2 separate regions of the Homo sapiens genome follow, and region 2 is linked to region 1. A link is a loop called in an ENCODE intact Hi-C map of the cell type or tissue named here. Cell type or tissue: Calu3. All regions are shown on one strand. Links, peaks and the distances in the headings refer to the core of each region. The heading gives the core; the rest is flanking DNA.

The links. Peaks named below come from ENCODE experiments on the same cell type or tissue, not always from the same donor. Only the 100,000 strongest peaks of a DNase experiment are listed, where the experiment ranks them.
Region 2: a loop joins it to region 1, with 3 times the contacts of the local background. A loop is called at or near these places in 2 of 110 quality-filtered maps.

What each region holds. Positions count from the first base shown.
Region 1 is chr4:167,614,923-167,631,497 of GRCh38, forward strand. No RefSeq gene overlaps it. Among named protein-coding and RNA genes, the nearest start is that of SPOCK3, 390 kb to the left of the region's middle. RefSeq lists an enhancer at 10,961-11,130. In Calu3, for the core only: a CTCF peak has its summit at 8,002 (motif pointing left); a DNase peak (open chromatin) is centred at 7,979.
Region 2 is chr4:167,287,298-167,303,872 of GRCh38, forward strand. No RefSeq gene overlaps it. Among named protein-coding and RNA genes, the nearest start is that of SPOCK3, 61 kb to the left of the region's middle. In Calu3, for the core only: no CTCF peak of the experiment used is centred there; no DNase peak of the experiment used is centred there.

The DNA.
Region 1 (16,575 bases), core at 4,301-12,300:
CAGAGTCCAGTCAGATAGTCTCATGCCTCTCACTGTGCACACCTCATTTATGCCATCCATTCCATGCTTACTCACTACTAAGGTTCAATACACCGCAGGACCTTCTCAGAACCCATGATATAGCCCACCTTATCAGATTAATGACATTTTCAGCTTCCAGCCAGCAAATAAATACTGCCACTGGCCAATTTTTCCTCGCTGACTCACTGTGCAGTTTATGGCATGTGTGGTGAATGCTGCTGCTACTCTTGCACTGATCCAGCCTTTCCAGGAGCTGCCTTCAGAGGCCAGGGAATAAAACCTGGAAGAGTGGGGATAGTTAATATCCAATGGGGTAAACGTTGACTCATGAGAGATAGGAGATGGAAAGGAGCTGGTGAATAAATTCTCTTCCACTTCTAGTAATTATTCTGAGGTCCTATGTTTTCATAAAGTCTTGTTTGAGAAATGCTGCTTGATGAGAAATCAGCTGTATTTTATGATGATGCTTTTGCCAGTTTGGTCATTTGCCTTTCTTTCTTTCTTCCCATGCTGCCTTTTCCTTCACTATTATTTTTCTGGGTTTGCAAGCCCCCTAAAATGTTTGTTTCAGATTTGGTCTTCCCGGGAAATAATACTAGAAATTCTTTCCAAAGTTGCAATTACTAATCTCTATGGTGGCCATAAAACCAAGTCAGGCCACTTGAAGTCCAGCCACACTATTTTTTTATTGATATATAATATTTATACATATGTATGTGATACATGTGATTTTTTTGTTATAGGCATAGAATGTGTAATGGTTCAAGTCAGGGCATTTAGGGTATCCATCACCTTGAGTATTTATCATTTATGTGTGTTAAACACATTTCAAGTCTTTGAAATATGCAATACTTTCTTGTTTACTATAGTCTCCCTACTCTGCTATTTAACATTAAAATGTACCTTTTCTATCTAACTTTATGTTTCTACCCATTATCCAACATCTCTTAATTCCCTCCCACCTCTCTTAATCTCTTAATTCCCTCCCAACCCACATTCTTCCTAGTCTCTGGTATTTTTTTATTTTTTTTTTGGATTTTTAGTAGAGACCGGGTTTCACTGTGTTAGCTAGGATGGTCTCGATCTCCAGACCTTGTGATCCACCCGCCTCAGCCTCCCACAGTGCTGGATTACAGGCGTAAGCCACCGCACCCGGCTGTCTCTGGTATCTTTTACTCCACCCTCTATATTCATGAGATGAACTTTCTTCACTCTTACATATAATAAGAATATTAAATATTTTTCTTTCTGTTTCTGGTTGATTTCACTCAACACAATAACCTCCAGTTCTATACATGCTGCTGCAAATGACAGAATTTGCTTGTTTTATTATGGCTAAATAGCATTCCATTGTGTATATATACCACATTTTCCTTATTCATTTATCTATTGCAGGGCACTTAGGTTCATTTTATATATTTGCTATTGTGAATAGTGCTGTAATAAACATAAAATTGCAAGTAACCCTTTGATATACTGATTTCCTTTCCTTTGGATAAATAACCAGTAGTGAGATTGCTGGATCATATTGTTCTATTTTTGGTTCTTTAAAAAAATCTCCATCCTGTTTTCCATAGTGGCTGTGCCAGTTTACATTTCTATCAATAGTGTATACAAGTTCCTTTTTCTCTGTATCCTCTCCAGCATCCTTTATTTTTTGTCTTTTTAGTATCAGCCATTAGAAAACAGACATTCTAAGTGGAGTAAGATGATACATAATTGTGGTTTTGGTCTGCATTTTCTTGATGATTAATACTTTTGAGCATTTTGTATATACTTCTTGACAATTTATATATATTCTTTTGAGAAATGTCTATTTATATCCTTCGCTCACTTTTTGTGGAATTATTTGTTTTTTTTTTCATTGTTGAGTTGTTCAAGTTCCTTGTATAGTCTAGATTTAGTCCCTTGTTGGATGAATAATTTTTGGTTCTAGAGAAATACTAAAATTGTTTTTTTCAATTTCTGGGAAAAAGATGTTGGTGTTTAGAAAGGCATTGCATCAAATTTTTAGATTGCTTTGGATAGTATTTTTCTTTTAACAATATTGATTTTTCCAATCCGTAAGCATGAGATGCCTTTCCATTTGTTTGTGTGTTCTTCAAATTTTTTCATCAGCATTATGTAGTTTTGCTTTTGTAGAGGTCTTTTATCACCTTGATTCAATTTATTTCTCATTTTTTGTAGCTATTGTAAATGTCTTCTTGATTTATTCTTAGCTGGCTGATTATCTTCTTGATTTCTTTCTCAGGTAGTTCATTAATGGTGTGTAGAAATGATACTGATTTTTATATATAGGTCTTGTATCCTGCAACTTTACTATATTTATTCATCAGATTGAGCTATTTTGGTGAAGTCTTTAGGTTTTCCTAGGTAGAAGATCATGTTGTCTCTAGAGAGGGGGTAATTTGACTTCCTCTTTTCCAGTTTGGATTCCTTTTATTTCTTTTTCTTGCCTGATTGCTCTGGCTAGAATTTCCAGTACTTTGTTGACTAGGAGCAGTAGATGTGTGCACCCTTGTTGTACTCCAATTCTTAAAGGAAAGGCTTTCAACTTTTCCTCACTCTGTATAAGGTTAGCTGTGGGTTGTCATATATGGCCTTTATTAGTTTCCTTTTATGTCTAGTTTGTTGAGAGTTTTTATTATGAAAGGATGCTGAATTTCATCAAATGCTTTTTCTGTGTCTACTAAGATGACCATGTGGGTTTTGTCCTTCATTCTGTTTATGTGATATACCACATTTATTAATTTACATATGTTGAATCAGCCTTGCATACCTGGTATAAATATCAAGTATGATGATGGCTGTTTTTGGTCTGATGTTGGATTTTGTTTGCTACTATTTTGTTGAGAATTTTTGTGTCTATGTTCATCAGGGATAGTGACCTGTAGTTTTCTTTGTTGTTACACCTTGTCTGGTCTTGGCATCATGGTAATGCTGGCCTCATAGAATGAGTATGGTGAATTGCTCCTCTTTAATTTACTGAAATAGTTTGAGGTGAATTGGTATTAGTTGTTTTTTTGCACTTGGTAGAATTAGGAGTGAAGTCATCGAACCTGGGCTTTTCTTTGTTAGGAGACTTTTAATTACTATTTCAATCTCATTATTCATTATTGTTCTGCTCAGGTTTTGTATTTCTTCCTGATTCAATCTTAGTAGTTTGTATGTGTCCAGTAATTCATCCATTTCCTTTAGATTTTGCAATTTGCTAGTGCATAGTTGTTCAAAATAGTCTCATAATCTTTTGTGTTTCTGTTGTTGTAATGTCTCCTTGGTCAATTCTAAGTTTGCTTCTTTGGGTCTTCTCTCTTTTCTTGTTAGTTAGTCTAGCTAGTGGCCTATCAATTTTGCCTATCTTTTCAAAAAAAAAAAACAAATTTCATTTTATTGATTTTTTTTTGTTTTTGTAGTCTCTGTGATATGATTTTGCTGTGTCCCCACCCAAATCTCACCTTGAATTGTAATAATCCCCATGTATCAAGGGTGGGGTCAGGTGGACATAATTGAATCATGGGGGTAGTTTCCCCCATACCACTTATTCTCGTGGTAGTGAATAAGTCTCACGAGGTCTGATGGTTTTATAAATGGGAGTTCCCCTGCACAAGCTCACTTGCCTGCCGCCCTATATGATGTGACTCTGCTTCTCCTTTGCTTTCCTTCATGATTATGAGGTCTCCCCAGCTGTGTAGAACTGTGAGTCCATTAAATCTTTTTACTTTATAAATTACCCAGTTTAGGGTATGTCTTTATTATCAATGTGAGAACAGACTAATGCACTTTATATCATTTAGTTCTGCTCTGATTTTATTATTTCTTTCCTTCTACTAGTTTTGGTTTTGGTTTGTTTTGTTTTTGCATTTCTTGTTCTTGAGATACATTGTCAGATTTTTTATTTGAAATCTCTTTGCTTTTTTGATGGGGTTGTTTATTCCTATAAACTTTCCTCTTAACACTGCTTTCACTGTATCCTGTAAGTTTCAGTGTGCTGTGTTTTGATTTTCATTTGTTTAAAAAAATTTCATTTCTGTTTTAATTTCTTTATTGATTCAATGTTCACTCAGGAACATATTGTTTAATTTCCATGTATTTTTACAGTTTGCAAAGTTCTTCTCAGTATTGATTTCTAGTTTTATTCCATTGCTGTTCAAGAAAATACTTGATATGATTTTGATTTTTTAAAAATTTGTTGAGATTTGTTTTGTAGCCTAAGGTATGGTCTATCCTGGAGGATATTTCATCTGCAGATGAGAAGAAGGTATATTCTGCAGTTATTGGATGAAATGTTCTGTATATGTCTGTTGGATCCATTTGGCCTAAATCCAGTTTAAATCAAATGTTTCTTTGTTGATATTCTTTCTAGATGATATGTCTAATGCTGCAAGGTGTTAAAGTCTCCCATATGATTTATTTTTGGTTGTGAACAGTGTCAGTGGTGTCATGATTTCCTCATAGGCTTGGATATGGTTGTTAGTGGAGTCTCTGGTAAGGCTTTACTGGACTTAGGGATGCCAGGTGGGCCATTTCTCAAGCCCCAGTGGTGACAGTGGTGGGCCAAATGTACCTCTCTTTGGGACCCCAGGTAGTGTATGCAGGCTCCTGTATTAGTGGATTCAGGGAGGTTAATTCTTAGGATCCCAGATGGCCAGAGTGACCATGGTCAGTTGGATAGGTGGGCAGGTTCTTGGGCCCCTGGGCATGGGCGATGGTAGTAGCTGTGGTTGAACAACCTTCTAGGTCACAGGTAGCACTCGCTAATGATAGCTGTGGCTATGATGGGCTTGGTGAGCCAGTTCCCAGGTGCTCAGGTGGCATATGCTATTGGTTGCCAGCAGTGGTGTTGGCAGCAACCTGGGGGTCCCATCTTCAGGTCTCTGGGAGAATGATAGCTGTAGCTATGAATGGCTTGGTGAGCCAGTCTCCAGGTACTCAGGTGGCACATTCTATTGGGTGCCAGCAGTGGTGTTGGCAGCAAGCTGAGTGGTCACATCTTCAGATCGCTGGGAGATGCTAGTGGTGCTACGCTGGGTAGGCTGTTCCCTACTCTCCTGGGTGGCATTCTTGAGCCTGGGTGGGGGGTTTGTGCCAAGCCAGGTGGACCTACGCTTAGGCTGCCTAGTGGTGCAAATAAGCATAGGCTGTAGTAGGTAGGATAAGGCAATACCTAGTAATGTGTATGAGAGCCTGACCTCAGGGTGCCTGCAATTGTGCAGTGGATCTGCTGTTTGGAAAGGTAGGATTGCTGTCAGAGGGAGCAGGCCCAGGTAGGTAGATGACTTCTAGGTCCCAGGGAGCAAGTACTTTGGACCTCAGCAGGAGTAGCCACAGCAGTGTGAAGGGAGAGACTGTTCTCGGGGTGAATGCAGGGGCACAGGGTCCTGCTGCTGGTGAAGGCAGAGTTGCTGTCAGCCTTCACAAGCAGGCAACCCTCAGTCTCTGGAGAGCACAGGCTGTGATTCCCTTTGTTCTCGGGGAAGCTACCACAGCATGATGCACCACCCTTTCCCCAGGCATAAGACTCTGTGTGGGTTACAATGCTGGGGACCCTGCCACGCTGTCTGATCTAGCTGACATTGAGCCAATGCAATTCTCTAGGTACATCCACATTATTTTTCAAACATGGGCTGGTGGAAGAAGAGGTTGTGAGCTAATACAGTCTCTTAGAGAAAGATGGTGATAAAGTCATAATAAATGTTCAGAATTAAACCATGAAATAAACAAATATGGGGGGGGGGGCACAGGCATGTGATTATTTTGGTTTCTGTCTTCCTAAGACTTAGTTACTTAGCTGTACTCTCTGTTTTGTTTGCTATCCCAGATTTCCACCAACAGATCTACCATTTAGCTTAGGCTAGTTTAATTAGATATCAGACACTTGCAAACAAATGTCTTGAGTTGTAGCCAAATTCATAAGATTCCATTATGTGTCCTTCTTTTCAACTAGTCTTTCAAAGGCCATGTTTTGACTTATGTCATCCCACAGCTATTAGGTCTGACTATTTTAGCTTCACTTTCTGCCATATGAATCTCTGTTTTTCCTCACTCTGATGTTTTGGATGACATTTATCTTTTTTTTCTTCTAAATCTCAGGTTAAATTTTGGAAAATGAAAAAAAGGAAAGTTAATAGATTTGAAGGTGAGTGAGCATCAACAGCAGTAAAATTCTGTTAAATTATATGCTATTTCTAAAAAAATGTAGAACCCCATAGAAGGCAAAAGAAAAAAAATGAAAGGATAGAAAATGTATTTTGAAAGTGAACACATTTAAAATTTGATCTGAATTTGAAATTCTTCAGTTATTAGCTGGAATTGGACCAATTTCTTATCATCTCTGAGCTTCAGTTTCACCAGAATATAGTAAAGATTGAGTTAAGACATTAAGTGTATTAGTTCATTTTCACACTACTGATAAAGACATACCCTAGACTGGGCAATTTATACAGGAAAGAGGTTTAACGGAGTTATAGTTCCACTTGGCTGGGGAGGCCTCGCAATCATGGCATAAGGTGAAAGGCTCATCTCACAGGGTGGCAGACAAGAGAAGAGAGCTTGTGCACGGAACCCCCCGCTTATATAACTATTAGATCTTGTGAGACTTATTCACTATTATGAGAACAGCATGGAAAACACCTGCCCCCATGATTCAGTTACCTCCCACCAGGTCCCTCCCACAACACGTGGGAATTCAAGATGAGATTTGGGTGGGGACACAGACAAACTGTATCACTAAGATACTACGTAAACTGTGTAATAATTCCTGAAACATAATATACACTCTCAGCAATTTATGAACTTTATATTTGGGAGATTTAAGTAATCTATGCAAAATGCTAAATTGTGTCCTTTCTCATGATGTTAATGAATTAGCATATTTGCCTTTTTTTTGAGTAAATTTTGAATGTATCATCACAAAAAAATTAGTGAGGTGATAGATATGTATTGATTGATTTACTCACTCCACTTATATATGGATAAACATCTAAACATCACATTGTACACCATAAACATATATAAGTATTCTTTGTCAATTAAAACAATATTAACATAAAAGATTTGCCTTTTAATTGTTTCTCCAAAACTTTTTCTAATTTTTTATTTTATTTTTCTTGGAGACAGAGTCTCACTTTGTCACCCAGGCTGGAGTACAGTGGCCTGATGAATCCCAGGTTCAAGTGATTTTCATGCCTCAGCTATCGGAGTAGCTGGGATTGCAGGCGTGCACCACTACCTCCCTCACCCCTCGGCTAACTTTTGTATTTTTAGTAGAGACTGGATTTCACCATGTTGGCCAGGCTTGTCTCAAACTCCTGAGCTCAAGTGATCCACCTGCCTCGGCTTCCCAAAGTGCTTGGATTACAGGCATGAGCCATGGTGCCCAGCCATTTTTTCTAATTTCAAATATTAAAACATACATATTATAGATATATATATAAGCACACACACATATATATATGCCAACTTCCCAGATAATTCTACTCATCCTTTATACTTTCTGCAAATATCGAATCTCTAATATTACCTCGTTTGTGCATTTTTACGGTGGTTTTTGCAATACTGCATGCTAACTAACAATGATTGACAAGCAAGCTACGTATCTGAAGTAGGTATTTTGCCATTTCCAGAATGTGAGGGTTCCCTTCTTTTCCAATATCACATTTACCAGTTTGTTAACCACTCAGGTGTTTATGCAGAGCACTATGCAGTTTTTCTTTTGGCTGGGTGTATCTCACTATCTCACTTGCCTCCGTGACTCATTCCACAGCACTGTAGTCCTGTTAATTCTTAAATTCTGTTCTATGTTTGTGGAGTCACACTGAATTTGCCAGAGGAATTTTGTTAAGGATGTTTCTATGGAGAGAAGAGTACCTCAGTTTCCTTCCCAGATGTGTACGGTATCTTTCAAAGGCCCTGACCGGGACTAGGATGCTAAGACGCTGACCAGGGAGCCGCTCTAGGCTGCCCTCTGGTGGGCAGACTGGAGCTAAGGACACTGAAAGAAGTCCAATCAGACTGAAATTGTATCACTTCAGCAAGCAGAGAAGAAAATTCAGGCATTCATGAGCTTACCATAGCCAGAGCCTGGTCTATAGATTTCGCTCAGCAAAGGTCCCAGGAAGCAGGCCTGAAAGCCACTGGAGGAGGGGGGCCGCACCTGAAATCTCATTTGCAGCTGTTACGGACCCTGTCATTCCCTTACCTGTCAATGGGCAGGTAAGAATAGGGAGTTTATTTGAATGAATTTCCAAGGCACTAGTAAGACAAAGAGATGATAAAAGTTTCCTTTAGAATACCTATAGTGATGACCAAAAAAATGCCTCACATCACCGTGAGCTGTAGAGGGGACAGAAAAAGATGTTACTACCGGAACATGAAACCCAGCATCAAAATTCAAGTGAAAATTTACTGCAGGAGAAATAGAGTGCTTACAAGTAAACAGAAGTCGTCATCAGTTGCCAGTTCAAATTCCAAAAAAACACCTACTGTCAAATATCTAGTATCCATGAAGTTAATGAAAACAGTGTGATTCATATGGCATGGACTTTTGGTACCAAATATTTGAAGTCTTTATTTTGGAACTGAGTGGAGAGTAAATTCCATCTGAGTGTACTTTACAGCAACACCACCAAGAGAATTCTGCATTCTTATCTAAACTTTGAGACATCAGAAAGTAGTAGATAAATTATATTTGAAAATAACTAACTGCTAACTGAATTTTTAACTTGCATTTTTACAACATGAATGTAAAAATGCAAGTTTAAAAATTATGTACCTGATACATATCTAGATGTAGATGAAAAAAATCTGGCCTAGTTTAATTGTTATTATAGCCACTATTTCTATGATCAACTGTTAACTACAAACTTTCACCTAATTTTCTTTTAAGAACATATATTATTTTTCATAGTTTATTTCCTAACATTCACATCAAAGAAGAGAAAACAATTATACATAGCATCAGGGAGTGATCAGATATAATTTGTTCAACAATGGGACCTGGCTACCTGCCTGTAGAAGAGCAGATGGAATTCTACAAATGACTTTCACTGTAGGGTCCCTTGACACACATTATGAGCCAAATAAATAGTGTGACACCCAATCCAATGAGTATCCCTGAACACTACTGATGTACACTTTTATGAGGATACAAATTGCACACTGATGAGCAATACCTGGTATGTGGAAACCTCGTTTAGACCACTGGCCACTTAGACACCTGTGTCCTGAAAGCACAAATTACCTTGTAACTGCTATTGGAAAAGCTACTGCCTACATTTTAAGTAGAATTGATTCACAAAAGTACAAAACAGTCTCATTTCAAGTTATCTATCTGTGTACAATTTAAGAAGTTTAAATCCTAAGTGTTTTAGGACAAAATCCTCATTTTTTTATTTTAGCAATTTTAAATGCACAGACCATGTACTTTGCTAACTGTAAATCTAGGTAGGCATTGAGACGACTATTCAGGGTATAGTTAGCACACAGTAGTTGATGACAAAACTAGATCTTCCTGTAGCTAGGACCTGATAAAAGTTTCAGGCTCTTGATTTTTGGAATTACCAGGAGAGGTTTACTAATAAAGAATTGTAGCTCTGGGTAATTGTTAGAGCCTGGGATTGATGGTCATCAGGAAAGAGCGTAAAGCTTGATAACAGTTGGTTAATTTGATTTGAAGAAGTTGTTGAAACAGCATGCAAATGTTCTTAATAAACCCAAGTATAGAGCTAGAAATAACATTATATTGCTGTTTTTTTCTCCTAATTTATTTCTCACATACTAATGACAGATCATAACTAAAATATGATTTAGTGCAGTAGAAGAACGTATAGTCAGGCTTTGTAGAGAAAATATTCACAGTTATATTACTAGATATGCAGACAGGTAAAAATTCATGGAAAGATAGTTACTTCTCTGTTTCTCAATCTTAGACCCTAATACTTTCTCCCATCATTCATAACAGATTATTTATTTTTAATTCACAGAGAATACAAAACCCACGAGACCAGAACTTTCAAAATTTGCTACTGACACAAATCTAAAATATTTAAAAAATATTTTAATTGTGGTAAAATGCACATAAACACATTTGCCATCTTTCCCATTTTTAAGTGTATATTTTAGTAATGTTAGTATTTTTACATTATTGATAAAGCCTCACCACCATCCAACTCCAGAATCCTTTGCATTTCAGAAAACTGAAACTCAGTACCCATTGAACAGTAATTCCAGCAATATGTCCATAACTCATGATTTGCCTTTCCTTATATTTCAATAGAAGAAAAGTTTTTGCTCCTGTCCCAGCCAATAACTTCACCAATTCTCTGTACCTCATTTCTTCTCACCTAAACAAAGGCACGTTTTCTATAACTTTTCCATTTTTTTCTGCCCTACCTTCTCATTTTTAATTTTTTTTAATTATTTTGCATTGTCAAATTCTGTCTAACTCCATGCATAATGCTACTAATTAGCTACCTTGGTCATCTAAAAATTTCTTCCATAGTCACCTTATGTATCACTCAACATTCTTCTTTCCCCTGTGACACATTTCCTAAATAGAATTCTTTTCACTTCAAATCTATTTTTTTCTCAACTCCAATTAGCTTCATACTTCACTCCTATCAAACTTACCCCTCCTCATTCTATATAAACAATTTTCTTTAAGGTCAACAACATCTACCTTTTGCTAAATTCAATGGTTAGTTCTCTTTCTTCTTCCTTCACTGCTCTGTGTCAGATGCTACAGTAAACCACACATTTTGCTCTATGAAATATTTTTCTCTTTATGCATCTGCAATACCATACTCTTCTTGGTGCTTTATTAGATGCTTCTTCTTAATCTCATTGCTGGCTGTTTATTCCTTTCACAAACTCTTATTGTCAAAGTTCCCCAACTCTAACTCTTTTCATCAGTGATATTTTTATGCCTCAGATTATGTGCCTGCCACTGAATCCCAAACCTTTATGTTCAGTTCTAACCTCTTCTCTGGGCTCCAGTTTTATATTCAACTGTGCACTCACCAACTCCACCTTGATCCCAAAACGTAACAAATTCAAAGCAGACTTGATGATTCATCCGCCACTGTTCAATTACTGTCCCTTAGTTTCCTTTATTTCCATTTATGGCACCATTAGCTACCCAGTGGCTTAGGCCATTAATTCAGAACTCATCTTGGAAACTTTCTTCCCCCTCACATCCCATATCCAATCCATCAGCAAATCCTCTGGTATCACCTCCAAAATGTGTTTTGGAACCTAGAGGTTTCCACCATTACCACTGATAAAACCCTTGTCCAATTATCTGTAGATGGTGGTGATGATTGTACAACATTGTGAATTTAATTGATGTCACTGCAATGTGTACTTAAAAATATTTAAAATGCAAAGTTTATGTTATACATCTCTTTCACCCGGACGATGGCATGATCTTCCCAACTTGCCTCCCTGGTTTGTTCTTGTCTTTCTATGATGCATTCTCTCTGTAGCAGCGAATTTAAACACTTTAAAATGTAAGTTAGATATGTCAGTCCCTGTTTCAGATATCTCAATAGTTTCTCATTGCTTTGAAAATAAAATGGAAATTTCTTACCTGTTCTACAATGCCCTACATGTTCCTATCTTGGCCTAAATGTCCTACCTCATCTTTTACAACTCACATTCCACTCACTCTGTTCTACTTGTACTGGCCCATTTGCCGCGTCGTGAATACACCAGGCTGGTTCCATGCTTGAGGCTTTAGCAGTCGCGGCTTCTGCTCTAAATATATTTATCTATCTCATAGAGTGTTTTCTTTTCAAAATCCCCTTTTAAAGATATTGAATTTTAACCTTTCTTTTTATTTTCAATACAACTTAGAACAACTTCTAAAATATTTATTTTAGTCATGTCTCTCTTGTCAATTATTTCTCTGACTCAAATATAATCTAGGAAACTATAAAAATATTTTCTTTTGAAGATGGTCCCAATGGAAATTCAATGTATTAGATGATATGGGTTCGTTAAACCTTCTTTATATTATCAGATCCAAATGCCAGTGCCTGATAGCTGTGTCTTCATATATCACTGACAGAACTAAGTGCTTTGTCACAAACTTACATATTTTTTTCCAAGCAGTACTTTGTGATTTCTAAAATACACAAGAGCTATTTTTATTTTTATGACAGATATTAGCTAAGTATTCATATTCCTTTTGATGTTCCATCATAAAAATTATAAAACATATAATTTAACTTAGTGGAATATCTTTATATCTTATATATAAAAGATACATCTTTATAAGATATATATAAAAAGATATATCTTTACATCTTTTAGAAAACACAAAACAAAATCTGAGACAGTTTTTCTACCAGTAAAACCTAAATAATGTTTTTTCAGTCCTACCAAAAATTGTAAATTGTTTCCTTTGTTAAAGTTTATTCCTCATGCAATAAAGAGAATATTAAAAAGTAATATATTTTAACAATTATAAACTAGTTTAAACACAAAATAAATGGAAGATGGGAATTATATATAAGTTTATATATATATATATTTGTTTATATTACATATATAAATATAATTTGTTTGTTTGTTTGCCAGGCTGGTCTCGAACTCCTGGTCTCAAGTGATCCGCCCACCTCAGCCCCACAAAGTGCTGGGATTACAGGTGTGAGCCACTGTGCCCAGCAGTGGAAGATGAGGTGTAAAATATCAAAATCCCAATGCACAATATAGTAGAAAATATATTAGTTACAAACTGAAAAAAATGGTTTTCAGAAACAATAAATTCTACTTATTTTTGGAACATTTATTTAGATTTAGTCATATTAAATGTAAACACTTTTTCTCATAGATAATTATTTCTTTAAATACTATTTCCTTAGCTAAGAAGAATAAAAATAAACTGAAAGTAACATATTAACCACTCTATAATCTATTTTCAAGGGAGTAATAAAGACTTTGTAATCATTAAAAATAGAGAGAAATATTGAACTCTACTGCATCTTATTAAGAAAAACACCTTTCATATATTAAGTAGGTCTAATCCTTTGACTCTTTGGTTGGTCATAATGTTTATATAAATTCTAGGAAATGATTTCTGCATATTTATTCGCAGAATGAAAAGTTTAATTTCTTCATACCACCCTCCCCAGAAAAATTTAGAAAGGACAATGCAGTAACATAAGCCTGAATTTTAACAGGTCTTTTTGGTAGTAAGTAGTGCACACAATTTTCATGTATAGCTGCTCCAGTTTGCTTTTCCAGATTTCTAAGAGAATTTAGAGCTTCTTTGAAACCTGCAGTATGTTACTGCTGTGTAATATCTTGATTGATTTTCTGCTTAAATTGGGCATACGTGCAGTATGTTGACAATCAGAAAAAGCAAGGTGGGTGAATGTGATTCTCAGCACCTCCACACAAAACCCTGTGGAGTTCAGATGATACACCAAATTCAGGATCCTACTGGGCACACTTGGATTCATAGATTTAATTCTCCAGCACTGACAAAAAAAAAAAAAAAGATTTTTTTCTCCATTTAGTGGTTGCTCTTATTGGCCCATGAAGAAAGACCTACATTGATTTATACATTGTGTACGTGTTAGGCACTAAATGTGTGGGGGCAATCAACACTTCAAGGACTTACTTTTGTAAATTATATAAATTAGTCTTTCATTATTGAGGGCTTAAAAGACAATAGGGACGGCAGGGCACAGTGGCCCATCCCTATAGTACTGGGAAGTGAGATGAGAGGATCCCTTGAGCCCAGAAGTTGGAGTCTAGCCTGGGCAATGTAGTGAGACCCTGTCTCTAAACCAAAAAAAATAAAAAAGAAGAAGAGAGAGAGAGAGGGAGAAATAGATAAAGGGACAACAGGGAGCTTTTTACCTTCTAAGAATTCTTGCCATTCTTGCCACATGTCTAAATATAGTCTGTTTGAACTGATGAATGCTTTTCCGAAAAATAATGCATGCCAATTTGTTTGAAAGGTAATGTCTATTCTCATGATTGTATTGATCTTTGACATGGCTTCAACTGGTAAAATATGAATAAACCAGTAACTTGCTTTCCAAGTAGAGTTTGCTCTTTACAGAATGGAATTATCCTTTCCCCAATACTGATGAAACTTATTTAAATGATAAATGAGCAATGAAGGCTGCTGATCAGAAGGTTCCTGCTCACTGGAGATATTATGAGGGCTGATATTTTAGACCCTGCCTAATTCATTCTGAACACTCAACCAGGCATGTCTGTCCATAAAATTGACTTAGAAAGTAGATTTGCTGAGTTAACCAATGTAATATGAAATATTTCCTAATTGCTTACATTCTGTGTGTCTGTGTGCAGGGGGGTTAAATATGAAAAAAAAAATCATAATATATCTAACTACAGAGTTAAGAGGAACAGTTCTTAGCGTTTCTAGTCACAAAGTAGAATTTAATCATTAGTATCGGCAGGCTGCCTGCCACTCATGCTCAGCACATACTGTCAAGGTATATTTTCTCAGACTTTCATATTTATTTGCTTGTCATGATTGTTTTGATATTCAGCTGACAAACTATGCCAAATGACTGACATGAGCAAATGCCAGGGAATATCAGGAGTGAAATAAGACAACAATTGAGTATATTATCATTTTAATGGTCTGTCTCACCCTGCTGAGGGTTGTGATTTTGTTCTGTTCCTAACTGTCATGCTTGATTAACTAGATCCTGCTTTAGGTGTGTGATGTTTCAAGTTATACTCAGTCCTCTCTATTTAGCAAAATGCAGTTTCTGTGATCACAAAAACACTGAACTTCACTTACCTTTCATTCTCTATCTCCAGTATTAAAGAGGGCTGATGTGAATACAGCCCCTTTAATTAAAGAGGGGATATGTGAAACAAACTCTAATTTGATGAAATTTGAGAAGTTATTTTTTTCATAACGTGTATTAATTAGGGAAATAGCACATTTAAAGCTGTTCATAAACTGGAATTGTTTTCAAATAGTACACAGAAAGATATATTATTTGATGTCATCAGAATAGAATGGGATCGTATTAGAATAAAATTTTCAGATAAGTGAAGCATAAATCATCAGGCAATGTGACATTAAAAATAGTGATTGTATATTTAGAAAACCCCATTGTCTCAGCCCCAAATCTCCTTAAGCTGATAAGCAACTTCAGCAAAGTCTCAGGATACAAAATCAATGTGCAAAAATCACAAGTACCCCTATACACCAATAACAGACAAATAGAGAGCCAAATCATGAGTGAACTCCCATTCACAATTGCTACAAAGAGAATGAAATACCTAGGAATCCAATTTACAAGGGATGTGAAGGACCTCTTCAAGGAGAACTACAAACCACTGCTCAATGAAATAAAGGAAGACACAAACAAATGGAAGAACATTCCATGCTCATGGATGAGAAGAATCAATGTAGTGAAAATGGCCATGCTGCCTAAAGTAATTTATAGATTCAATGCTATCCCCATCCAGCTACCAATGACTTTCTTCACAGAATTAGAAAAAACTACTTTAAATTTCATATGGAACCAAAAAAGAGCCCTCATAGCCAAGACAATTCTAAGCAAGAAGAACAAAGTTGGAGGCATCATGCTACCTGACTTCAAACTACACTACAAGGCTACAGTAACCAAAACAGCACGGTACGGGTACCAAAACAGATATATGGACCAATGGAACAGAACAGAGCCCTCAGAAATAATACCACACATTTACAACCATCTGATCTATGACAAACCTGACAAAAACAAACAATGGGGAAAGGATTCCCTATTTAATAAATGATGCTGGGAATACTGGCTAGTCATATATAGAAAGCTGAAACTGGATCACTTCCTTACACATTATACAAAAATTAACTCAAGATGGATTAAAGACTTAAATGTAAGACCTAAAACCATAAAAACCCTAGAAGAAAACCTAGGCAATACCATTCAGGACATAGGCATGGGCAAAGACTTCATGCCTAAAACAGGAAAAGCAATGGCAACAACAGCCAAAATTGACAAATGGGATCTAATTAAACTAAAGAGCTTCTTCACAGCAAAAGAAACTATCAGCAGAGTGAAAAGGCAACCTACAGAATGGGAGAAAATGTTTGCAATCTATCCATCTGACAAAGGGCTAATATCCAGAATCTACAAAGGGCTTAAACAAATTTTCAAGAAAAAAACAAACAACCCCATCAAAAAATGGGTAAAGGATATGAACAGGCACTTCTCAAAAGAAGACATTTATGCAGCCAACAAACTTATGAAAAAGTGCTCATCATCACTGGTCATTAGAGAAATGGAAGTCAAAACCACAATGAGATACCATCTCACGCCAGTTAGAATGATGATCATTAAAAAGTCAGGAATCAACAGATGCTGGAGAGGATGTGGAGAAATAGGAACGCTTTTACGCTGTTTGTGGGAGTGTAAATTACTTCAACCATTGTGGAAGAGAGTGCAGGGATTCCTTAAGGATCTAGAACTAGAAATACCATTTGACCCAGCAATCCCATTACTGGGTATACACCCAAAGGTTTATAAATCATTCTACTATAAAGAAACATGCACATGT
Region 2 (16,575 bases), core at 4,557-12,556, 330 kb before region 1:
TTTCTGCTAGCTTTTGGATTAGTTTGCTCTTGCTTCTCTAGCTCTTTTAATTGTGATGTTAGGTTGTCAATTCGAGGTATTTCTAGCTTTCTTATGTGGGCAATTAGTGCTATACATTTCCCTCTTAACACTGCTTTAGCTGTGTCCCAGATATTCTGGTACACTGTCTTTTTGTTCTCATTGGTTTCAAAGAACGTCTTGATTTCTGCCTTAATTTCATTATTTTTTCAGGAGTCATTCAGGAGCAGATGTTCAATTTTCATGTAATTGTGTGGTTTTGAGTAAGTTTCTTAATCTTGGGTTCTGATTTGATTGCACTGTGTTCTGAGAGTGTTTGTTATAATTTCAGTTATTTTGCATTTGCTGAGAAGTATTTTACTTCCAATTATGTGGTCAATTTTAGAGTAAGTGCCATGTGGTGCTTAGAAGAATGTATATTCTATTGATTTTTGGTGGAGAGTTCTGTAGATGTCTATTAGGTCCACCTGATCCAGAGCTGAGTTCAAGTCCTGGATATCCTTGTTAATTTTCTGTTTCACTGATCTGTCTAATATTGACAATGGGGTGTTAAAGTTTCCCACTATTATTGTCTGGGAGTCTAAGTCTCTTTGTAGGTGTCTAAGAACTTGTGTTATGAATCTGGGTGCTCCTATATTGGATGCATATATATTTAGGATAGTTAGCTCTTCTTGTTGAATTGATCCCTATACTGTTATGTAATGCCTTTCTTTGTCTTTTGTGGTTCAAAGTCTGTTTTTTTCAAAGACTAGCTTTGCAACCCCTGCTTTTTTTTTTTTTTTTTTTTTTTTTTTTTTTTTTTTTTTTTTGCTTTCCATTTGCTTGGTAAATTTTCCTCCATCCCTTTATTTTGAGTCAATGTGTGTCTTTGCATGTGAGATGGGTCTCCTGAATAGAGCACACCGATGGATTTTTTGACTTTTTATCCAATTTGCCAGTCTGTGTCTTTTCATTGGGACATTTAGCCCATTTACATTTAAGATTAATACTGTTATGTGTGAATCTGATCCTGTCATCATGATGCCATCTCGTTATTTTGTGCATAGTTGACGCAGTTTCTTCATAGTGTCATTGGTCTTTATATTTTGGTGTGTTTTTGCAGTGGCTGGTACCGGTTTTTCCTTTCCATATTTAGTGCTTCCTTTAGGAGCTCTTGCAAGGCAGGCCTGGTGGTGATGAAATCCCTCAGCATTTGCTTCTCTGGAAAGGATTTTATTTCTCCTTTGCTTATGAAGCTTAGTTTGGCTGGATATGAAATTCTGAGTTGAAAATTCTTTTCTTTAAGAATATTGAATATTGGCCCCCTAATCTCTTCTGGCTTGTAGGGTTTCTGCTGAGAAGTCTGCTGTTACTCTGATGGGCTTCCCTTTGTAGGTGACCTGGCTTTTCTCTCTGGCTGCCCTTAGCATTTTTTCCTTCACTTCAACCTTGGAGAATTTGATGAATATGTGTCTTGGGGTTGATCTTCTTGTGGAGCATCTTAGTGATGTTCTCTGTATTTCTTCAATTTGCATGTTCCCCTGTCTTGCTAGGTTGGGGAAGTTCTCCTGGATAGCATTCTGAAGTGTGCTTTCCAGCTTGTTTCTGTTCTCCTCGTCTCCTTCAGGTACTCCAATCAATCTTAGGTTCGGTCTTTTTACATAGATCCATATTTCTTGAAGGCTTTGTTCATTCCTTTTCATTATGTTTTCTTTAATATTGTCTTCGGATCTTATTTCAGCAAGGTAGTCTGCATACACTTATGGCCTTTCTTTCGCTTGGTTGATTCAGCTACAGATACTTGTGTAAGCTTCACAGAGTTCTCGTGCTGTGTTTTTCAGCTGCATCAGGTCATTTATGTTCCTCTCTAAACTGGTTATTCCAGTTAGCAGCTCTAACCTTTTATCAAAGTTCTTAGCTTCTTTGCATTGGGTTAGAACATGCTCCTTTAGCTCAGCAGAGTTTTTTATTACCTATCTTCTGAAGCCTACTTCTGTCAATTCGTCCATCTCATCCTCTGTCCAGTTCTGTGCCCTTGCTGGAGGGTCATTGCTATCATTTGGAGGAGAAGAGGCATTCTGGCCTTTTGGGTTTTCAGCATGTTTTTTGTTGATTCTTTCTCATCTTCATGACTTTGTCTAGTTTTGATCTTTGAGGCTGCTGACCCTTGGATGGGGCTTTTGTGGGGACTTTTTCTTTTTGTTGTTGTTGATGCTGTTGTTGCTTTCTGTATGTTTGTTTATCTTTCAATGGTTAGGTCCCTTTTCTGTAGAGCTGCTGTGGTTTGCTGGGTTTTCTCTTCAGGCCCTATTCATCTGATTTGCTCCCACGCCTGTAGATGTCACTCAAGAAGGTGCCTCCCTTGACTGGGGGGTGGGAGCTCTTCTGCCCTCTGTGACTCTCAGGTGGGCCATGGCACCACATTGCTCTTCCTTCCTTTCCATGGATCATACCAGCCGCCTAGTCAGTTCTGATGAGAAAACCTGGATAGCTTGGTTGTTGGGGCAAGATTCACATGCTATTATGGTTCTTTTTGATGGAAGCCTCTGATCGCCGCTCCTTCTTGTCAGCCATCTTGCCCCACCTACCTTTTCTAACTACTAAGGATTCTTTTTACTTCTCCTAGAACTTTTTAACTACTCTAAGCTCTTCTCTAGATATTATAGGTAGCTTCCTTGGAAACATGATTATATTTATTATTCATAATTCTTTCATTGATTGGCTTAACTTTCATTTAAATCATTCATTTGAAACAATTGAAATCTAATGAAATCATCCTAAATTAAAATGGTAATACCACATCAATAAATTTGTCATTTATTGTTCATCTTGGAATACTCTTAGCCTCTTCACATAAAACGTGTTAAAATTAAAATTGTAAGAGTTATTATCTATTTTTCATTTTTATTTATGATTATTAATAAGAGGAATAGATTATCTTATGACTTAGCATAATGTTGGCTTTATACTCATGTGAAACACTTAGTTTATTACTACTCCTACTACCTCATATTTCTAGTCCTAATGTTGTCATAACGGTAAAAACTCTATCTGGTTCATCCTCAAATATCATTACCATCTCTGAAACACTCCAGATAACATTTGCACCATATAAAGAGAACAATACAATTTCATTTTAAAGTAAAATATATTATGCATTCCTGCTAAAATGTTTAAATCATGTAAAATTCATGGAATGTTAAATGTTTACTAGCTGACCAAACAAACATTGCAAATGGAAAACTCATTAATATATTTCTAAGTATAAGCAGAAAAAAATGTCATTTCCATACATTCTAAAACTTTTATTCTCAATGGAAATATTTTCTCATTCTCAAGAGAAAATTATTTTTGTAGTACAATTTTAAAGGGAGTTCAATTATTTAACCTTTGTGCTGCAATTGTTAGTGAATTGAGATTTTTTTTTATGGACACAGTAACATGTGAGGAATATTCTAAATTTATCATTAAAAATAGTATTTTGTATATATCAATAGAACTACTGTTATGAAAAAAAAAAACACTTAAAAAAAGTCACACACTGAAATCTTACCATTTTTCCTGGTGTATTTAGTAAAAGAGTGCCCCCTTGTGATTTCTGAATACTTATACAACAGTGAGGTCTACTAATCCTGGGGAAAAATTTTTAATTAAGAAAAAAAGGCTCCTCTCATCCTTAAAATACAACCAACACTTTATTTTTGCACATGAAACTATTTTAAGTTTAAATTTATTTTACTGGAAGTAGAAAAAATTTATTTCATGGAGATTTATCAGAAAGCAGTTTTAAGAAAACCACTAAACATTCTAGGACGCCAGCTCACAGAATGCATATACTGCTGCTGTTTTCCATTTTTATGCCCACGTAGGTGGCTCTCTAGAGACAGAACACTGTTTCTAGAGAATAAAGCTGCTGAGCTTACATTGATTGGAATTTTCCTGACAGTGCAGCATAATTCTGACATGTTTTGTGCTTATTCTTCATTATGAACCTAGGACACAATACATAGGGCCATATGTTCCTCTGAGTCCTCAATGGAACTCCCAGGGATACCAGCAGGCAGTTGTGTAGATCCAAGAAACAGCAAAGCTCATATTGAGACTGGGAGTGTCATGACTTTGGGAGCTTTGGCTCATGCATATCTGAAACACTGGAGAACATTCGATATACCATTAACTGAATGTGGTACCAATGAGAAATTATGAAATTAAGTTAATGGAAGACTGGGGATTTAATATAAAATTACTAGGCTAATTTTACCACTGTTTACACTCAGTCAATAATTTATTAGCAATGTAGCTAATTAAGGTTGCAGAGTATCATACTTCTCTGGAAGGACAAAAAATATTTATATGTAATAGAATAGCTTAGTTTGAAATAACTTTTGACTCTCCATTTCTAACCATGAAAAAAAAATCTCTCAATTTAGTTAGCCAAAAAATAATATTGAAGGACAAAATAATGGTTTGGTAGAATAAAAGGGTGATTGATAGATCGGGGAGGCAAAAAAGAATATTAGCTTTTCCAGTTAAAGCCAATTTGTCAAAAGTAGACCAACTTTTTTAGGCTACTTGTAATAAAAGTTGAAAATATAAACAACTATATGAATGTTAGATATTTTTCAGATTATTCAAATTTCACAGTCATCAAAAAATAGAACTTGTAGATGAAAGTACAAGAAAAAGAAATCCGTTTCCTGTGAACATTTCCCTAGACCTGAGTTTCTCAACAGAGGTGGAGCAGTTTTACTCCCTGGGACATTTGGCATTCTCTGAAGACATTTTTGATTGTCACAATAAGGTGGACGTGTTCCTGGCATCTACTGAGTAGAGGCCATAAATGTTGCTAACCATCCTAGAATGCACAGAATAGTTCCCAATAACAAAGAATTTTCTGGTCCAAATAGGTAGACTTAGAATTTTAGATTTTAATAACCTATAAGGCCTTACCTTGCTAGATTTTGTATGCTCCTTTGCATAATTCTTCATTTGAAATCAGGCTGACAGTGGAAGTTTGTGATAGGAAGAACTTGGCTTACAAATATTACCATTCCTTTTTTACTTAAAAACATTTCTACCAATGTGTAAAATATCCTACAACAGATATTTTTCTTAAAAAACTGTGTAAAGGAAAATTATTAATGAATATGTAGAATCCAAGGTTTATCACTCTCTCAGTACTCCATCCCAGTCTCCCACCCTGACCTTCAGATATTCGGGATGGGGTCCAGAAATCTACATTTAAATAATATACCCAGGTGATTATCCCACAGGTGTTTGTAGACTACATTTTGAAAAATGCTACGCAGATTCCCCTGAAGATTCTCATCAGTAAAATATTCCTTTATCTTTACACAAAATTATTTTACAAATTCCAGTGCTCAATATGGGGCATATTTAAACTTGTTTTCTTGTTTCTCTCCCTGGCAGAGAAAAGTCTACAAACCAGCTTTACCTTAAGTAGAGAAACATGGAGGGAGAGAAGGCAGGGAGATAAAAATAGATTTAAAAACTAGGTATCTGATTACATGTAAGGAAATAGAATACTTTGTTTTTGTTGTGTATTTTTAATGATCAAAGTTTCTGAGAGTTTGGAACAGAATGCAAGACAACATTGGAAATCATAGACCAAGGGGTGACTTTGAGTACCTTCTAAGTGTTAGAGAAAATTTTAATATATTTTTAAATTAGCCATTAATTATTCCTATTTTTAGTTTTCTAGCATAAAACAAAATAAGACAAACCCACCTAGTCCCTATACTCAATCATTAAAAATGAAATTGTAGAATTTACTTGCAAATCTCTAATGAATAAGCCACATTTTTGTTATTTCACAGGGCATGCTATCAAAATGACCAGTAACATATCTATGAAATACTAATGTCATTCATTCAATCTCAAAGCATGCAATTTAGACATCATAAATACAACCACGATAATTTAAAAACAACACTAACAGAGCTGTGTACAACTTTGAGGGGAAAGTGACTACCTAAATGATGCAAACAATTTACCTTGAGTGTTTTCTCAATTGAATCAAGCTTTACAGTTAACCAAATAAGAATCCATTTAGAGATTTGCATTAATCAGCATGAGAAATCTTGAAACAATGCCATTATAAAGGAATTTAGCCTTCAGAGCTTACTATATAATTTAAGATTCCATCTGACAAATGTATTAAACTGAACCAAAATGCAAATCCCTAGAATTCTAATCAACTTGGAGGAAAATTACTACTAAGTCTACCCATTTTGCTAACAGAATTATATATATATTTTAAAAGTCTCTATATTATGTATTCTTAGAGAGATCAGTCATCATTAAATAAAAAATGAATTCTTTGTAGACAGAAATTTGGACAATCTAGCTTTAACATTCTAGAACATATAGTTATCAAACCATTAATCAATTATTATACACTGGCTAAGAATACATTTTTCTATGTATAAGTGAAACTTAAAATTGATAACATGATCTTAAATACTATTGATTTTATATACGCTTCCCCAAATTATAGTCTACTTACTTAACAGCTGTCTGTTAGCCATGCCTAAATACTAAAGTTTAATTGGTTTGTATAAATTTATTATAAGGAATAAGGGGAAAATGTGACAGAGGATTGAGCTTTAAAAAATGAATAATAGCTTTTAGTCCTTTGCATTTCACTTTCTGGCTTGCATTTAATCAATATGTATATTGTTGAATAATTTTATATTGTTTAATATTTGAAAAGTTTTATATAAATATGATTCAGAAAAGAAGTGTAATGATTAATTTTGTGTTAACTTGGCTGGGCCACGGTGCCTAGATATGTGGCCCAGATATGTGGCCAAACATTATTCTTGGTGTTTCAGTGGGCATGTTTTTGGATGAGATTAACATTGAAATCAGTAGACTTTGAATAAAGCAGACTGTGAATAAAGCAGATTGCCCACTGCAGTGTGGATGAGCCTCATCCTGTCAGTTGAAGGCCGGAAGAGGACAAAGCACTAACTTCTCCCACCCCATTCCCCACACCGAGCAAGAGGGAATTCGGCCAGCGGATGTCTTTAGGATTCCAACTGCAACATTGGCCCTTCCCTGTGTCTCCACCCTGCAGGCCCAACCTGTAAATTTTGGATGTCCCATTTACCATAATTACGTGGGCTGATTTCTTAAAATCATCTCTTTCTCTATATATGCACATCCAACTGGTTTCGTTTCTTTGAAGAAGTTTGACTAATACAAAGAGATGTGAATTTATAAAAAAATTATGCCATCTAAAAATAATAGAGTTTTCACATTTTTGTTTTGTCTTTTTGCTTTAAAAATACTGAAATAAAACACATATAGAAGGAAAGTAGGCAAATATAAATACATGTGAAACCCATTGAATTATCTCAAAGAGAATATCTGTGTAACCACTACCTAACACAAGAATTTAAATTTTTTAATGTATAAGAAGAATCCTTCCTATCTTTACCCATCAACTCTTCCCTTACTCTCCCTCAAAAAATTTCTGGTTTCTAACACTAGAGTAACACTAGAGTTTAGTTTTGCTTCTAAAACTTTATATAAATGCAAATATACATATATTTATACTTTTATGTCTGTCTTTATTCATCCAGCCATATGTTGTTGATGCAGGATTTTTGCTCCTTAGTTCAGCTAAATCCGGTTCTTGTCTCACAAGCTGGAAAAATTAGCCACGCGGACACATTGAAGGGTGAGAAGGACAGAATTTAATAAGCAAATGGAAGGCTCTCAGCAAAGAGGGGTCCTGCAAACAGGTTTGCACCTCACAATTGAATACCAGGGCTCCCACACAGGAGCTGAAGAGGCCAGGCTCCTCCTTCCTAGCATAAGCCATGAATTCTTGGTGGGCCCACCCCATGCTTCCAGTGTGCATGCGGGCCCTTCGTTTGAGCCACTCCACATTGATTTATTTCCCTTATTGTGCATGGGTTAAGGGATGAAATTTTTCACCGTGGGCATGTTTAGGTCAGCCCCCTATAAACAATGATCTGGGTGGGTCAGGGGTTCTCTGAGACCCTTCCCTATCTGCCTAGGCATTTAGCTGCCTCCTGCCTCTATCATTGTGACAGTTATCCATGTTGGTGTGTTTAAGGTAATATTATTCATTTCATTGCTCTAGTATTAAATTGCATAAATAAATAAAAATTTATTTGTTCACCATTGGATTATTGATAGGCATTTAGATTTTTATTAGGTATTGGCTATTACAAATTATATGTCTATGTTTGTGTGTGTGTATGTGTGTACTCAATATAAATGTGTCTGTGTCTGTTTATGTGTATATGTGTATGTGTAAATTTACCTTGTTTTCTCAATTGAATCAAGCTTAACAGGTCAACAATACATACACACACATACATAGACACAGACACATTTATATTGAGTACAAACATACAAGTAGTTTTTCTGGTTAGTAAGATATATGCATATTCAACATTATTAGGTAATTCCAGTAGTTCTGTAGAAATTTAAACTTTTTATCACCTGTATATATAAAAGATCAGTTTTTCCATTTCCTCAGCTACATTTGTTACATCATTCATTTAGACACTGGTGAAAGTATGTGTTGTATCTTATTTTTAATTTGCATTACTTTTAATTTCCATTTCACTGATGTCAGATCAAATAGACCACCTTTTTACATATGTATTGACTATTTGCATATCTTATGATACGCCTGCTTGAGTTCTTGGCCATACCTGATTTTGTGCTTTTTTTCCCTAGTAGAAATTCTTTTCAGTCTTTGTAACTTTTATTTCATTTGCTTGTTTAATTCACTGGCTAGAACCAGTACAACATTTAAAAGAAAAAAGGATATTGACATCTTCCACCGAATCTCTGATGTTTCTTTCAATATTTCACTATTTATCATCATTTGCTGTAAATATTTTGTAGATAGTTGTTTTTTCTTTTTTGTTTTGTTTTTTTCAGATGGAGTCTTGCTCTGTCACCCAGGCTGGAGTGCAATGGCATAATCTGGGCTCACAGCAGCCTCCACCTCCCTGTTCAAGTGATTCTCCTGCCTCAGCCTCCCTAGTAGCTGGGATTATCTCAAAGAGATCCCATCATGCCCAGCTAATTTTTGTATTTTTAGTAGAGATGGGATTTCACCATGTTGACCAGGCTGGTCTCAAACTCCTGACCTCAAGTGATCCACCCACCTTGGCCTCCCAAAGTGCTGGGATTACAGGGTTGAGCCACCATGCCCAGCCTATAGATACTCTTTAACAGATTAAGGAAGTTTGTTTCACTTATATCTACTTTATATGGGTATTTATCATTAATTATTATTCTAATTATTTTTTGAGATGGAGTTTCACTCTTGTTGCCCAGGCTAGAGTGCAATGGCACGATCTCGGCTCACTGCAACCTGTGCCTCCTGGGTTCAAGTGATTCTCCTGCCTCAGCCTCCCGAGTAGCTGGGTTTACAGGCATGCAACACCATGCCTGGCTAATTTTTTCAATTTTTAGTATACATGGGGTTTCCCCATGTTGGTCAGGCTGGTCTCAAACTCAGATCACAGGTGATCCGCCCGCCTCGGCCTCCCAAAATGCTGTGATTACAGGCATGAGCCACTGTGCCCGGCCTATCATTAATTAATTTTTATTTATTACTGCAGCTACAGAGATGATATGATTTTTCTGTTTTATTTAGTGGAAATACATTAATTGATTTTTTTAAAGGTTAACTCTGCATTCCTGAGTTAAATACAACTTAATTATAAAATATTATTCATTTTCATCTCAATGGATTTGGTTTGCAAATATTATTTCAGATTTTTGCTTTTATGTTCATGAGAATAACCAGTTTTCTCTTCTCTTAATGGCCTCCTATTTTTAAAATGAGGTTTAATGATTTGCAAGAGAAAAGGCTGAGGAAGTCTCTCTTTTGCTAGTTCCTGGAAAAGTTATATTTCCTCCTTAGTTATTAGGTAGAATTCATTGCTGAATCCATTATGGCATGGAATTTTTCTTTGTGTTAAGGTATTTAATTTTTGTTTTTAATTACAGATACAATTTCCTTAATAGGTATAGGCTATTCAGATTCTCTATTTTATCTTATCTCCAAAGCTTAAATTTTTCTCAGGTTTTGACTATTTCATCTAAATCATCAAATTCATTAGCATAAAGCTACTTATATCTTTTTAATCTGTAAGATGTATATAAATGTCACTTTTTTGTTAGCTGTATACATTATTATTATTATTATTTATGCTTCCTTTTTTTCTTGGTCACTATGTTGGTTAGTCTTTTCAAAGAATGAACATCTATCTTTGTTAAAACACACAAACATATTTACACACACATATATTTCAATGGAAATTTGCTATCACTTTGATTATTTCGTTATCTGATTATTTCATTTTCATCTTTGTATAATTTTGTATTGGACAGTGCTGTTTTAGACAATGCAAGACCTTAACCACTTGAAGTCCACTTATGCCATCCTGACTTATACGGGTCTTTATTTATGTGTTTTAACTTCTCTATATTTTAAACCTGAAACAAGTAAAAGCATATATACTCAGTAATTTGATATAAAGTTGCCTTTAAACATTCATTCTGGCAGCCACTCACCTGTTGCAGTGATTTACTACACTGCAGAAATTGTAATATTCCATTTGGAGACTCAACAGAATCTGGATGCAACCAATATTTGTGATATCATATATGAAAATAATCTTTGGGACACAGGTAAAATAATATACTCTGGTTCTTAGAATCATTTATAGATATAAAGTATTATAAAATGTGTAATATATTATATAGATATAATAAATAGTATATAAAATGTTAGGTGTAATGTTGCACACCTATAATCCTAGCTACTCAGGAGGCTGATGTGGGAGAATTGTTTGATCCCAGGAATTCAAGACCAGCCTGGGCAACATAGTGAGACCCCATCTCATTAAGTAATAATAATTTTAAATATGTGTATATATAAAATATTGCTTTAGATTTTTGTAATAAAGATTGTATATAAAATGATGCTTTTTAAGATTTCTTGCTTTCTATATGAAAATCACATAAAATTCAATTCAAATATAATTCAAGCTTTTCAAATGTATCAGGTATCTGACTTAGAAAATAAAATACTGGAAAACACATTGCTCCTGCACTTATCACAAGAAAAAGCTATATAATTTATAAAAGCAATACTATTTTGAATCAGTGAAAGACCTGGATGAAGAATAACTCACAAGTCTATATGCTAAAGAAAGATAAGTGCCTCCAAGGAACATAGCATAGGGTAGGTGTTGGGTACCATAAATGCTATTAAGAAGAATAGCATTGTCATCTAAAAATTCTTATCAAATTGTTAAAAGCCAAGTGTAGGTGAGTCTGAGAACACAGAATCCCTGGAAAATGCAGACACAAAGAGAACTTATTATATTCACTGGTACGCTCTTCCCCATAGAAATCTTTGGGTGCTCAAAATAAAGACTGCAGCCAGGGTAAGAGATAAAACAAATAAAAAAAGTGTCCCTGATAGTACATGGACCACAGGAGCAACAGCCATTCTGGAAAAGCAAGAAACTTCAGCCGGATCCTCCTACCTTATAGAACAAAACCTTAAATGTTTTGGAATTAGAAGATCAAAACTTCGCTCTCAGGGCACAAGTGAAGATCTGCTGCTGGGAGAAGAAAATCAAAAACAGTAAAACAAACAAAAATCTTCTACTTCTGGGGAAGGGGAAGGAAACTATTCTTGGTGCAGAACATTGGAAAGAAAGCAAAGAAGAAGGAATATCAGGATCATTGGGAAGGCCCATCTCCTGAAACCAGGGAAACACCACATAGCTAGGATTGGGGACCCAGAAAGCAGAGAATACTTTTTTCCCCACCATCTCCTCCCACCGCTAGGCTAACAAATAATGGTAGTCTACTGCTGGAGAAGAAGTTAGAGCCTGGACAGAAAGAGAAGCTTTGAGGCACAGCAACAAAGGGAAGACCAAAAATTGAAAGTAGAGAAGATATTTTAAAAAAAAACTTATCTGCAAACCAGTCCATATAATTAATCTCTCAAGTGTTTTAATGATAAAGGTGGGCAACAAGCATGAATAATAGGACGTTTTGGCTGATAGATAAGAACTATAAGAAGCAAACAGAAATTCTAAAAAAGAAAAAAATAGTAACAGAGATAAGGAATACCTTCTATATGTTCATTATTGCATAGCTGAGGAAAGAATCAGTGAACTTTGAAGACACATCTATGCAGACCACCCAAACTGAAAGACATACAGAAAAAAGGAAGGAAGGAAGGACAGAAGGAAGAAAAGGAACAAAGTATGCAAGAGCTGTGGGAAAATATTAAATGGCCTAACATACATATTATTGGGATTTAAGAAAGAGACAACAGAGTGACAGTGACCAAAGAAATATTTTGACAAGAAAAGGACTAACCAGGTCGGGTGCGGTGGTTTACACCTATAATCCCAGCACTTTGGGAGGCCAAGAGGGAGTGGATCACTTGAGCTTAGGAGTTCAAGACCAGCCAGGTCAACATGGTGAAATCCCATCTCTGTTAAAAATACAAAAAATTAGCTGGGTGTGGTGGTGCACTCCTGTAATCCCAGGTACTCGGGAGGCTGAGACAGGAGAATTGCTTGAACTCCGTGGGCGGAGGTTGCAGTAAGCAGAAATTGTGCCACTGCACTCCAGGCTGGGAGATGGAGTGAGACTCCATCTCGAAACAAACAAACAAATGACTAATTTTCAAAACTAATGACAATCATTATACGGACGTTCTGACAAGTGCAGAGAAAACAAAGCAGGATAAACTAGAGAAACGAAACACAACAAAAAACTGGACATATTATAGTCAAAATGCTGAAAGCAAAGATAAAGAGATAAAGAGAAACTCTTGAAAGCAGCCAGAGGAGGGAAAAACGCAACATATAAGGAACAAGAGTTACAGGATACTTCTTGTCAGAAAGTATGTATACAAGAAAATAGACTGCCCTCATCAACCTGATAAAATTAAAATTTAAGTCATCTCTAAATCATATAGTCAGTGAAAATATTTTTTTGACAATAAAGAAAAAGTGAAGATATCTTTTAGACAGACTGGGAGAATTCTTTGCTAGTAGGTTTTCACCAGAAGAAATAGTAACGAAAATTCCACAGATAGAACAAATTTGTCACTAGGCAGAGACATAGATCTGTGCATACACAAAAGAGAACATGGATTTGAATAAACACAGATAAAGTCATTTTTCTTCATGTAAATAGTTTAAAAGAGAACTGGCTGTCTAAAGGAAAACAGCAGCAATGAATTTCATAAAAATAACAGCACAGAAATGGAAGAGAGGTATTGGGGCTCCATTTTTGTAAGTTACTAACACTACACATATAACAGCATAATAGTATTGAAGGTAGTCGGTTATAACTGAAGAAGTATATTGTAAAATCAGGACAGCTGCTTAAAAATAAGAAAAAAGCTGTAAATAGTAATCCAATTATGCAGATAAATTTTACTGGAATGGAATACTAATATCAGTCAAAGCAGATTTAACAATTTCCAAGAGCAGAGATATTACCTAATAAAAAATTGTTAAGGGTAGAGATATTACATAATGTTTAAAACTTCAAAATGTGAAGCAAAATCAGTTAAGGATGATAGGACAATGGATACATCACGATACAGTTGGAGACTTCAACAATCTTTCTCAAGAACTGATTGAAAAAATAAACAGAAAACTAATAACTATAAGAAGACTTGAACAACACTATCAACCAACTTGACCTAATTGACATTTATGGAACACTCATATGCATTTATGGAATACTCAAGAGAATGTACTTTCTTTTAAATGCATATGAAAGTAATCACCAACATAGAGGATATGTGAGGCCAGAAAAAAACTTTACAAATTTAAAGAACTGAAATTATATAATGTATATTTCTTAATTATAATGCAATCAAGTGTCAAAAATTAATAACAGAAAATATGGAAAATTCTAAAATAATTAGAAATTTAAACAATACGTTACTCATAGTTGCATCCAAGAGAAAATCATAAGGGAAATAAGAAAATATTTTAATGGAAAGGACATTAAAAAAATGGAAACAGATACGTAAAGCAAGACAAGAGAACAGTACACAATTAGTTGCTTAAATTAGGACATAGAATGCTTACGATTTTGTCTTCCATCTAAAGAAAATAAAAACAAAAACGATCGAAATTGTTGAGAGACAATTTGCCATGGATTTCTTGGTATTTTTGAAGAGTCTAAGCCTTGGGAGACAAGGTTACTGCAAGGATCTTTGCTTGATACACTTGAAAGCTAGAGATAGTGTCTCTGTGATGATAAGGAACTTGGGAAAGACTTGGAGACATGAAGCTGTCTTACTCCCCTCCCTGGAGACCCTGTGTTCTTTGTCCCAAGTGGTGTTTCCTTGGTGCTCTGCATTCTCCCTTCTCTTAGGAGCAGTAGTCCCAAGAGGAGACCTAGACCACTGGATACCCCTCAGTTCTCCGGATCCCCCAGCCCTGTGTGGCAGAGGCTAGGGAATGTCTGCAGGGGCTCTGGTGATGTAGAGACACAAGGGCTCAGATTCTCTGTGCAGGACGCAGTCCCCGCAATGGCTGTGCCCCCAGTTTGGCACCTGCCACTGCCTCTTGGGTCGGGAGGAAGGGCCAGAGATTCTGTGGGAGTTGGTGGTCTGGTGTAATGTTCTTAAGAAGTTCCAAAATTGCTACCCACACCACTGTTTGGGTTCATGAGGGAAGAGGAGCTTTCCAACAGTTTGGATACCTGAGGTCAGCTGCAGGGGCGAGGAGAGACGAAGCACTCTCACCTGCCCTTTCTGCCAGATGACAAGTTCCTCGGGGATCCTAACCAGATCCTCTTGCTTGTGCTTTTACTATGCCCCAGGTTCATCCCATGAGGCTCTGCTAGGCTCCAGCACTTTCCCCTTCATGCTCTGTTCGAGTTATGAATAACTATGTGCAAGAACCAACTTTGGTTCTTCTTTCTGAGAACTGGCATCTGACATCTCTAGACAGCCATTTTCTGGGTGGTATTTATTCCAACCTGGTTCAGCAGTTGAAGATCCATCAATATAATTCAACAGACTGAAGAAGAAAAATACTTGAAGAAAAAATATTTGATAAACTTCAACAAATAGTCATGATAAAATGTCAGCTATATACAAAAAGGAGAAAAATTCCTCAATCTGGTAAAAGATCAGCAACAGCAGCAGAAACTACCACTACTACAATCAACATTATACTTAATGATTAAATTCAGAGTAAGTTCTCTCCTGAGATCAGAAGCATATTAACAGCCCTCACTCCCACCACTTTTACAGAATACTGTATTTGAAGTCCTAGCCAGTGCAAGACCACACAAAAGAGAAAAAAAAATGAAAGGAAGAAATAAAACTAGTTTATTTACTGATGACACTGTCTACATACAAAGTCCAAAAGAACTACTATAAAACTTCTAGAACTAAGTGAGTTTAGAAATTTCATAAGATATAATGTTAAAATTCAGGAAAAGATCGTTGTGGTTTTTCTTTATTGACAATGAACAACTGGACATTTGAATTTTAAAAAACCTTATAATTCATAATAGTATCAAATCCATAAAATAGGTATAAATCTAATAACTATATTCAACATCTGTATATTGAAAATTGTACAATCCATTGATGAAGAAAAACAAGAGAATCTAATAAATCGGAGATAATTTGTAGTCACAAATTGAAGAAATCAATATTATTAAGATTTTAATTTTCACCAAACTAAAGATTAATGCAATTCAATCAAAATCTCAAAATCTCCTAAGGAAATTTTATAGAAACTAACAGCTAATTCTAAAATGTATATAGAAAAGCAAAAAAAAACTATTATAGCCAAAAAAGTCGACATAAGACAACAAAATTGAAAAACTCACACTATTTAATTTCAGTAATTTTTGAAAAGCTATGCTAATCAAGACAGTGTGGTATAGGCTAAGAGAATGCAACATATGTCCCACAGGTCAAGTTCTGCTCATAGTCTCTATTTGTATGAACTGTGAGCCTATTTTTCACAAATTTTGGTGTTTTTTTTTTGAGATGGACTCTCCCTCTGTCCACCAGGCTGGAGTGCAGTGGCGCGATCTTGGCTCACTGCAAGCTCCGCCTCCCGCGTTCAAGCCATTCTCCTGCCTCAGCCTCCCGAGTAGAGTAGCTGGACTACAGGCGCCCGCCACCACGCCTGGATAATTTTTTTTGTATTTTTGGTAGAGACGGGGTTTCACCCTGTTATCCAGGATGGTCTCGATCTCCTGACTTCGTGCTCAGCCCGCCTCGGCCTCCCAAAGTGCTGGGATTACAGGCATGAGCCACCCATGCCTGGCCTTTTACAAGTATTTTTAAAGATTAGGAAAGTAAAAATACAAAGAAAAATATGAGACTTGGAAAGTCTAAAACATGTACTATTTGGCCCTTTACTGAAAAAAAAAAAAATCTGGTGACTTGTGGTATAGGCAAAAGAATAGATATATAGATCATTGGAAATAAAAAGAGGATCCTGGAATAGATATGTATGTCATTAGTTGTTTGCAAACAAT